Linked DNA regions of Homo sapiens: region 2 is linked to region 1. A link is a loop called in an ENCODE intact Hi-C map of the cell type or tissue named here. Cell type or tissue: tibial artery. All regions are shown on one strand. Links, peaks and the distances in the headings refer to the core of each region. The heading gives the core; the rest is flanking DNA. Region 1 overlaps FBXL13 (F-box and leucine rich repeat protein 13). Region 2 overlaps FAM185A (family with sequence similarity 185 member A).

Region 1 (5,512 bases), core at 184-5,183:
GTTCAAGTGATTCTCCTGGCTCACCCTCCCAAGTAGCTGGGATTACAGGCACCCGCCACCACGCCCAGCTAATTTTTGCATTTTTGGTAGAGACAGGATTTCACCATGTTGGCCAGGCTGGTCTCAAGCTCCTGACCTCAGGTGATCCACCCGCCTCAGCCTCCCAAAGTGCTGGGATTACAGGCGTGAGCCACTGCGCCCAGCCGACAATTCCTTTTCTAATAAAACTTTAGGTTTGAAGTAGCTATGATGTCTCTTGAAATTCTCTACAGGTTTTTTGTTTGTTTTTGTTTTGTTTTGTTTTGTTTTGTTTTTTGAGACGAAGTCTTGCTCTTGTGTCGCCCAGGCTGAAGCACAGTGGCGCAATCTTGGCACATTGCAACCTCCACCTCCTTGATTCAAGTGATTCTCCTGCCTCAGCCTCCTGAGTAGCTGGGATTACAGGCACCCGCCACCATGCCCAACTAATTTTTGTACTTTTAGTAGAGACAGGGTTTCACCATGTTGGCCAGGCTGCTCTCGAACTTCTGACCTCAGGTGATCCACCTGCCTCGGCCTCCCAAAGTGCTGGAATTACAGGCATGAGCCACCGCACCCAGCCAGAATTCTCTGCAGTTTTTAAGTGATTCCCTACGGGCTTCTAGCTGGACACTGGACACAGCCTGATTTTATATAAGGTCTTTGTCGTAATATTGACAATAGGGTTTACCACGCTAAATCAGTGGTTTTCAAAAACTTTAGCATATTTTAGCAATAGTTGTCAAGCTTTTCTCAAGCAAAATCATACTGAAACCAAAACTATTCTGGAGTATAGGAGTAGGCATACACAACCCAGAATCCTGTCCCCTAGGCCTCTCCCTCAGCTCCTGAGGTTGTCCCCAAACAGCTCCAAAAACACAGTAATTTGCAGATATCTGCACTCCATAGGTCAAAAGTCTGTGGTTAATAAAGTACTATAAAAACACCTACACACCATGATGCAGATCAAGTAGGATGGGATACATGGGTTCTGCCCAGTGTACTGGCACCTCAGAATCATCTCATCCCTCTAATTCTGTTTCTCTGTTGCAGACCACTGATTAGGATCCAGTGTTACTCTCCACCCATCCTTCTAAACAGATGCCTCAAATTGTTTTTGCCTCTCAGCCCCCACCTTGAACATGGCTTTGATTCCACTTTTCAACATCCAACTTCAGTAGCAACTCCAAGTCCTGCCTGGACCTACCAGACAACAGCCCTGTAATCAAGAGATATCATGCACGGGCCAAGCACAGTGGCTCACACCTGTAATCTGAGGCTGAGGCAGGTGGATTGCCTGAGGTCAGGAGTTCGAGACCAGCCTGGCCAACATGGTGAAACCCCGTTTTTACTAAAACACAAAAAATTATATTTTAGTGGCGTGGCAGCATGCATCTGTAATCCCAGCTACTTGGGAGGCTGAGACAGGAGAATCACTTGAACCCGGGAGGTGGAGGTTGCAGTGAGCCAAGATCGCGCCATTGCACTCCAGCCTGGGCAGCAGAGCAAGACTCCGTCTGGAAAAAAAAAAAAAAAAAAGAGAGAGAGTTATCACACATGGTTCCACACATATCTAATTTGTGTTAGTATTTCTCTCTTCATGTGCCTTTTGCTCTGTTAGCCTCTCTTAAACATTTATCTTTGTTCTAAAGTCTTCATGTCCTAAATTACTTCCTTGCCCTCTTTACAGGATCAAAACTAGCTGCTGGTACCAGTTTTCAGTAACAATGAGATCTGTCTTTTAAGTTGGATGTCAATAATATTTTGGTCATGTCATTACGAGCATGATTCCCTGTAACCTAATCTGAGAAGGCAGACAGCAGAGAGAATGGGCGGTGGAATGGAACACAGAAGGAAGCAGATTAGAAAGGAAAGAAAACATCCTCTTGTAAAGCTTTCCATAATTCTATTTTCATCTTTATAAAGATGCACGAGAGGAGAAGGAGGAGAAAGAGGAAAGGGGGAAAACTTAATGGAAAGATTTTATAAGAGAAGGAACAAATGCCTTTGTAAATACTTTCTGGAAATTTGGGAAGGTTACTATGAATGTGGCTTTGCATGCGTCTGTGTATGTGTGTGGCTATTCCTTCACTTTTCTCGGTGCCCCCAACAACAAAAACAGTCTGACCTCACACCTCCCATAAATATAAAATCTACTTGGAAAATTCCATCGAAGTTTAAAATATATATTTGCGTATTCTTGATTACTAATAATTACCAGCTGATCATCCAATTCAAAAAGTTGTTCCAGGTAAGTTTCAGACAATCTTCGAATGTTTGGTTTCATTGATGGAGTAATGCACATATCCCTTTAATAACATCATAAAATACAGTCAAAATTAATTTCATTAATTAGTTAGTTCCGTAATTAAATCAGTGATTCTTGTAGGTGGAATGAAAGGGAGGAGAAGGAAAACACATTTCCCCTTAGGAGAAGCAGATCAGAATCACCTGGAGGACTTTTTCAAACTACTCTCGCAAGATTTTGCTGTGTCCCCCAAAGGAGGATATGCCTCCCTTTCCTCTTTCCCAACTTGAAATAAACCGGCCCTATGAACACGTTACTGATAAGAATACACCGTATTTCTCAGGTTGAGATCTAGTGGGCAAATTATTCAGGTTTGCGTCTTTGAAACTGAAAAGCCTGTGGAGGGATTCCTTAACAATCTTGAGATTGGAAGCATTCATTGGCAAGACCTTATTTTGTTACTATGCAATAAAAGTTTTCCTTCAAAATAAAATATTTCCCTATCAAAAATCAAAACAATACTTACCAAAGAAGATTCTGAAGACCACTTTTGATTATAACCATGATCATTCCCTCTAAATACCTCAGCGGATCCTCAGGACATGTAACAAGTATACCACATAACAGTGCCTAGGGGAAAAAAGGGAAATGGCATCAATGTTTCTGAATTTTCACGTTTTTACTAAGCAGCACGTAACTTTTTATTGTTCAATTTGTTTTGGGTTTTTTTGGTTTTTAATTATTTATTTCCATAGGTTTTTGGGGAACAGGTGGTGTTTGGTTACATGAGTAAGTTCTTTAGCGGTGATTTGTGAGATTTTGGTGCACCCATCACCTGAGCAGTGTACACTGAACCCAATTTGTAGTCTTTCATCCCTCAAACCCCTCCCACTCTTTCCCCCAAGTCCCCAAAGTCCATTGTATCATTCTATGTCTTTGCATCCTCATAGTTTAGCTCCCATTTATGAGTGAGAACGTATAATGTTTGGTTTTCCATTCCTGAGTTACTTCACTTAGAATAATGGTCTCCAGTTCCATCCAGGTTGCTGTGAATGCCATTAATTAGTTCCTTTTCATGGCTGAGTCATATTGCATCATATATATATGATGTGATATATATATCTCACAATTTCTTTATTCAATCATTGATTGATGGACACTTGGGCTGGTTCCATATTTTTGCAATTGTGAATTGTGCTGTTATAGATGTGTGTGCAAGTATCTTTTTCATATAATAACTTATTTTCCTCTGGGTAGATACCCAATAGTGGGATTGTTATCCCACTACTGATCAAATGGTAGTTCTACGTTTAGTTCTTTAAGGACTCTCCACACTGTTTACTAGTTTACTTTTTTTTTGAGCAGAGTCTTGCTCTTGTCGCCCAGGTTGGAGTGCAATGGTGCTATCTCGGCTCACTGCAACCTCCACCTCCTGGGTTCAAGCGATTCTTCTGTCTCAGCCTCCTGAGTAGTTGGGATTAAGGCATCCACCACCACGCCTAGCTAATTTTTCTATTTGTAGTAGAGACAGGGTTTCACCATGTTGGCCAAGCTGGTCTTGAACTCCTGACCTCAGGTGATCCGCCTGCCTCAGCCTCTGAAAGTGCTGGGATTACAGGCATGATCCACCATGCCCAGCCTAGTTTACATTTTCACCAGCAGTGTAGAAGTGTTCCCTTTTCACTGCATCCACGCCAACATCTATTTTTTTTTTTTATTTTTTGATTATGGCCATTCTTGCAGGAGTAAGGTGGTATCACATTGTGGTTTTGATTTGCATTTCCCTGATCATTAGTGATGTTGAGCATTTTTTCATGTTTGTTGGCCATCTGTATATCTTCTTTTGAGGACTGTGTATCCATGTCCTTAGCCCACTTTTTGATGGGATTGCTTTTTTCTTGCTAATTTGTTTGAGTTCTTTATAGATTCTGGATATTAGTCCTTTGTTGGATGTATAGATTTTCGCCTACTCTGTGGGTTGTCTGTTTACTCTAGCAGCAGCAAACTTTTTCTTATACAGTTAAAAAGTCAAATAATGTGACAGTTTTAAAGTAAATGTGTTTTTACATACCCCTCTGTATTTATTCAGTGTTAATATTCTGCTAAAGTAAAACAAAAATGCAGTTTATCTTGCCTCTTTCTAAAAATCCATCATAAACAATACAATAAAGTCACTGTACCGTGAGGGTTTGCATTACTTGAGGAGTAAGTTCTTTATAGCCAATCTGAAGACATAACTATGATGCTTTACATCAGGGTTTTCTAGCCTTTTAAAGTATGAGAAACTCATTGGGGTTGGGGGGGGTTGTTTTGTTCTGTTGTTTTGTTTTGTTTTGTTTTTGTTTTGCCAAAAAGTTCCTTAGACCCAACCATAAAAGAGATTGAGAAAATCCACCATTAAAATGTGTGAATTTAAGAACTCTTAAAAACACATTTGTATTTTATCATTCACAACATCTACCGAGTATATACATTTGAAAAATTGTAGCTTAGTACACATAGGTGGGAAACAATGGACTTGCTGGATCTAAGATACTGTTTAAAGCACATATGTGGAACTCGTAAAGTTGCTGCTGTCTCATTTTCCTTATGAGGTCCCCCCAAAAGAAGAAACTTCTTGTTAAAAGTGTCTGCAAGATATACAGAATTACTGATGTTTTCTCCATTTGAGACAGATGAAAAGGTCTGCAGCACACTTCCCACAGAAACCACCTGGAATTCTCCATCGGCATTTCTCTTTCCCTTTGTGGTTCACTGTTTTCTGGTGGGGTCTAGTGTGCATGTTGGGGGTGGTCGGGATGCTTCAGACCCACTCCTGCTGGCTTCTTCTCTTGATCCTCTATTTCCAGAATAAAATAATTCCATCACTTGAGTTACACAGAGCAGTTCTCCCTACCTCCATAGGCCAAGTGTCAGCAGATCTAGGCCTGGGGTCTTTTCTTAGACTCTCAGCAATTCTCATACTGTTCCTCCAAAACTAAAAAGGGTAATTTCTCCTAATTGGACCCTGCATAATAACAATCTCCCCCTTTGCAATGGCTCCATGCTCCTCTTCTTAGTGTACAGCCTTCAAGCAGGAAGCTCAGTCCTTTAGAGAATGGCAGAAAGGTAAGATTTAGATCCCTCTCCCTCTCCAGCTCTGCCTTCAGACCAAGCCCATAGTAACTGCTTACAAGTGCTCAGCCACCTGCAGACTGACTTCCTTTTCCCCCAAACCAAGAGACTATAGTTGCACAGGAGATTAGT
Region 2 (5,245 bases), core at 246-5,245, 290 kb before region 1:
GTGGAGATGGGGTTTCGCCATGTTGCCCAGGCTGATCTCAAACTCCTGGGCCCAAGCGACCCACCCCCTTGGCCTCCCAAAGTGCTAGGATTACAGGTGTGAGCCACACTGCATCCAGCCTGTGTTTTCTTATAATAGGAAACAAATAGCAAGGAAATACATGCAGGAGATGAAGTAAAAGCAGTGTTAGGTAAAGATGGGTACTGAATGATTGCTTTTATGTTAACATAAGAAAGCTGAGGGTTAAATTAATGAAACATTTGGTGGAAGGTAATTATAGCAACTCTGATACTAACTTTATTTTAAATGTTTTGCGTGTATTTGTACTGGCACCAGGTTTTCTCAGCACCCTGTTGTTTCCATTTTCTTTGATAAATATCCTCTTGTGGTTTCTAAATCCTGTCTCTGCAAGAAATATTACATAGTTAATGTTTGCATTATTGAAAGAAAATAAGAGTATAATGATGAGGTAATATGGCAAAGGGCATGCTGGTGTTCAGTGTCACTCAGCTGCTTCTTGAATTTCCACAGAGCAGATGATTCAAATCCAGGTATGTTTTCTGAAATATATACAGATAGAATTAATAATCACTAATCCAGTATAAAACATCTGCTAAATGCCTTTTGAGCCATATTCCAGGAAGTACAGATTCGGACTTTTTCCATATATAGTCCACTCATTTCACCTCTATAGTAAAGCTGGATATTGGTATCTGTACACTCTGGCAAAACTCTCAGATTTTAGTTGTGAGCAAGAGTTATAGAGTGGCATTAGAAAGCATGGTTAGTGCTAATCATGCTATGTAGTAATTTGGCAAGTAGTCTTCTAAAAAAAAATTTTAAAAAGCATACTTATATGCTTGAAATAGTTCTGGAGCCTCAATTTAATGGTTAAACCTCAAGCATTCTTGCAAGGTTAAAGTATTATTTGAGCCCAAAATAGCTTAAGTACATATGGAGCTGTACCCAGATGAAGCAAATGGTTTTGTTACTTATTCATTTATTTATTTTTTATTCAGTTGTACCTTAAGTAGATCTGGTAGTTTGTAACTCTTCATAATTTAAAAGTGACTTTTATATAAGCATTGCATTTCTAACTATCTTAATCATAATGAAAAATACTGTGCTTAATGTATTTAGTAGCTTTTAGTGGAGAAACAATTCCTTATCAAGTCAGATGTGGATTAACATCCACAGGAAAAGCAGTCTGTTCTCTGCAATGCTTTATACCATGTTTACACTAAATTCATAATGTTTCTTTTTTGCATTCTTTTAAGTTAGATAAATTGAATTTGGTACAGTTTATCATTAATTGCCTAGATGGTAGTAAAACAGGTGGTCTTTTTTGAAGCAGTCCTCAAAGTACTTAGGTCTGTTGATTACTTAAAGTAGCTAAAATGGAAATACATTGCTGGAAAAGAAAGTTAATTCCTTAGCCTTAATAAAACCTTTTTATATTTACTGACCTTTAATATGAAATCAGATACCTTTCCTTAGCTGGTTTAAATCTAGGTCCTCTTTTGGACTATTGTTTCAGGTTGAATTTCCCTGAAAGCAGACACTCTGAAATGGAAATTTGAGCACAGCGAATTTACTAGGGAGGCCTCTTGGGACCAATGCCATGTAAAGGAAGAAAGCCAGATTTCCATGGGAGAAGTTGGACTGTGATACAGTTTCAGTAACCCACACGGAGAGCTCTGAAGCTGGGATGGTCCCTCAGAGTTGTCTCAAGCTGGGGTGAGAGGAGCTGGACGTTTATATCCCCAATCATTAGATGCAAGCTGCCCCAGGAAGGAGTATGATCTTGGGCCGAAGTGACTCCTTTTTGCTAGGTAATTCCCAAAGACGGCTGACAGCTGAGGGCTGTCTGCCAGCAGTACTCCAATAGCTAGGAAAATAAGCCCTTCAGTTATGATGTGGGATCTGGATGAGGAATATAGCATCTACTACAGTTATATTTATTCATTCATTTGACACATTTATTGACCACCTACTGTGTGCCAGATTTCCAGGCACCAAGGGTGCAAAGTTGGGCAGGAGGTGAAACCTGTCGTTAAAGAATTCAGAGTAGAGTAGAAGGATTAAATATACTTTCTTATTTTCTCAGTTACTACCATCCCCTTTGGGATGTTACTTCCCACCTCATTTCCAGTGGTCCATTATCACCCTGCCTCAATGCAAAGAACTCTTTTAGATGTTTCTCACAGCTTCTTTGTGTAATACTAGTACAGCAATGAGAAGGAGAAGGGGAAGGGAAAATTTAATCCAGTTTCAAATTATAGTTACTTTCACAGAAGTAACTGTAGAAAAGCTTCCATGTTCAGCCTTGCTTTCTCCACCTAGTCCTTGTTCCTCACTCTGCTTTGGTTTTTCAGCATATACAAGAGAGAACTAAGACAGGAAACCCCTCTTAATTCCATGGACACACCCCAGTGCCTCGACTTTTAAAAAATCACCCTTCAGACACTTCTAAGTTTCTTGCCTTCCTCTCCCCTATCACCTCTATTTCCATCCTTGTCCTAAGGGATTGTATGAACATGCTTTTGGAGTTTGTAGTCTGGGGTTTGGGATGGGAGGGGTACAGGAGAGCGGGCAGTGTTTAGTCTCACATCCTGGTGGGTGAGAAGATTAGAGTCATGGCTGGTGAAAGTAAGTCCCAGTTTTCTAGTTCCTGGAATTTTGGTGGGAATTATTTCTCCCAAGATCTTCCCAACCTAGAACTCTGGATATATATTTCAATGAATTCTTTGTGCTAAATGCTGATGGTTATATAACACAAATTAGGTATATATTTTGGCTATATTTAAATAAACTGGCTTGAGAATCTTAAAACTTGTTTTTATGGGAAAATACATTGCTATTTCTAAACATTTGACTTACAGAAAACAAACTGAGAATATATGCGTTCTTGGTCAGGATTTATTTACTTTAGCTTCTTTTTTCTTAAGCAAGGCTTAAACTAATTTTTTTCCAGAGAGAGCAGAAAAAAAAAATCCAACATATAGATGTTGTAAAAACCATTTATACACAAATATAATGCAGTAACTTTCTTTTTGGTGGATTTTACAAGTAGAGTTTGGAGCCTTTGTGCCAGTAGGTGGGTGGGTGGGTGGTTGAAAGCAAACATGTATTGAGTACCTAAATTGGCCAGCCCCTTTTACTTAATGAACAATTGGCTGTTCACAGATGAGGAAAACTAGACTTAGAAATGTCTAATTGTTTACTCTCAACTCCACAAGTTAATTAGTGGAATAGCAAGGATTTGATCCTAGTTTCTTGGCTTTCTAGGAGAGGTTTTTAAACAGTGAACTTGATTGCAACCGCAAATTCCATCATCACTTTGAGGGCTTCCTGGCTCACTGTAAAGATGTTTCCTCCAAGAAGACAGTACTATAACACAGATGCACTGCTTCAGCTATGTTCTACATTATAAGTTCCTTGAGTTTCAGGACATTTATCGTGCTTTATGACTGAAAATGTAGATGTTCCATACAGTGTTTGGGCTTAGCTCCATGGTAGCATTCAGGAACTGGACTCCTTCCATAAAAGTGATGGTGCTGTCTTAAGTGTGTGGCTTCTAAGTCTTCCATGAAAGGAAACAAGAGCATGAAATTTATTTTTTGTCTGCATTTTCAATATTTTTATATACCCTGATGGCAAAGCAACATCTAACATACTAGTGCCGAGTACTTAGAGCATGCCCATTAATGAGGAAAAGAGTAATGAAAGGAGCAATATATCTTTCCTGGCCTTGCAAGTTGATTCCTATGTATAGAGAAGAAAATAATTTATCCTAAGTGTTTTTTCAAGTGAAATTTTTAAGTATAGCTAACTATATTTTATATGTAAGAAACTGAGTAAGCTAATTGACTAGTCATATTTCCTATTTGTATAGTTGGTTGAATCACATCTGTTAAGTGTGTATGCCTTCTACTACAAAAGAAACCAGTTTATTCATTGACTTATTAAATATTCACTTTCTGACGATGGGAATCTAGTGGGAGAATAGGTACTTGAATAGGTTGTGTTTAGATGTAAAATTTTATGAGTTTACTATCTTGATTTCCTTCTAAATAATCAAAAATTAAATTTGGTTTTATATGAATAATATTTTATTAAATTCTGATATTTGAATATTGATACTTTTCAAAGAATGCTGTGCATGTATAATACATGCATATATTTATATGTATTCTACAAAATACAGTTTTAAATATAAATATGGTTTTTCTGACTCTATTGGAGACAATGAAAAACTTCCTTGAAATGGTTTGCTAGGATTGGTTTTATTTATAACCCATGATTTAAACAAACTGATTCGATTAAGATGTAAGAGTGTTCATGTTACTTGTTTTTGTGTATTTTAAAAATTTATGTTATGATCCGGAACAGTGACTAATGAATAAAACTCTATTTTAAATATTTAGATTTCCTATGTAAATTAGGCTCTATTTTAAGTTCTATGGAAACATATCTTGATAGATAAATTGCTGAGTATTAGTTCTCTCATTTTCTCTGCACTTCAAAAGTCCTTTGTTCTTCAACTATTTGGCATACATGCATAAACTTTTCCTTTAGTAACTACTTTTTTATTTTTGAAATTTTCAAGAAGTACAATTTACATGAACTGTACAAAACACAGGTGATAACTTTGATAGCACTCAAAATTTCAGAAGAAATGTCCCAATCTGCTTTAAGAAGGACTTGTAGTCACTGATAAATTTATAAATCTGGTTTGTAAACTTAGAAAGTCAGAAATAATATACAATTTTAAAACAGAATCTTTTATTGGATTAAATAGATCTTTTCATGACATTCATGAAAATGTTTTATTGAAATTCTAGTATTTATTCCTAGCCTAGGTCATTATGAAGTTTTAATTTGATTATCATTTTGATGCTTAATTTCGAATCTGGACACATACAACTTTGTTTTTTTTGTTTTTTTTGTTTTGTTTTGTTTTGTTTTTGAGAGAAGTCTCACTCTTGTCCCCCAGGCTTGAGTGTGATGGCTTGATCTCGGCTCACTGCAACCTCCACTACCCAGGTTCAAACAATTCTCCTGCCTCTGCCTCCCAAGTAGCTGGGATTAAGGCGCCTGCTACCACGCCTGGCTAATTTTTATATTTTTTAGTACAGACAGGGTTTCACCATGTTGGCCAGGTTGGTCTCAAACTCCTGACCTCAGGTGATCCGCACGCCTCGGCCTCCCAAAGTGCTGGAATTACAGGCATGAGCCACCGCAC

What was found. Peaks named below come from ENCODE experiments on the same cell type or tissue, not always from the same donor. Only the 100,000 strongest peaks of a DNase experiment are listed, where the experiment ranks them.
Region 2: it touches region 1 in a loop (9-fold over the local background); 50 of 110 quality-filtered maps call a loop at or near these places.

The regions. Positions count from the first base shown.
Region 1 is chr7:103,052,852-103,058,363 of GRCh38, forward strand. It overlaps FBXL13 (F-box and leucine rich repeat protein 13), which reads right to left. Exons shown (of 21, transcript NM_001394494.2): 2 at 2,793-2,896; 3 at 2,237-2,327. Among named protein-coding and RNA genes, the nearest start is that of FBXL13, 19 kb to the right of the region's middle. In tibial artery, for the core only: no CTCF peak of the experiment used is centred there; no DNase peak of the experiment used is centred there.
Region 2 is chr7:102,761,845-102,767,089 of GRCh38, forward strand. The region is part of intron 4 of FAM185A (family with sequence similarity 185 member A); the gene reads left to right. Among named protein-coding and RNA genes, the nearest start is that of FAM185A, 15 kb to the left of the region's middle. In tibial artery, for the core only: no CTCF peak of the experiment used is centred there; no DNase peak of the experiment used is centred there; H3K27ac peaks cover 1,387 bases.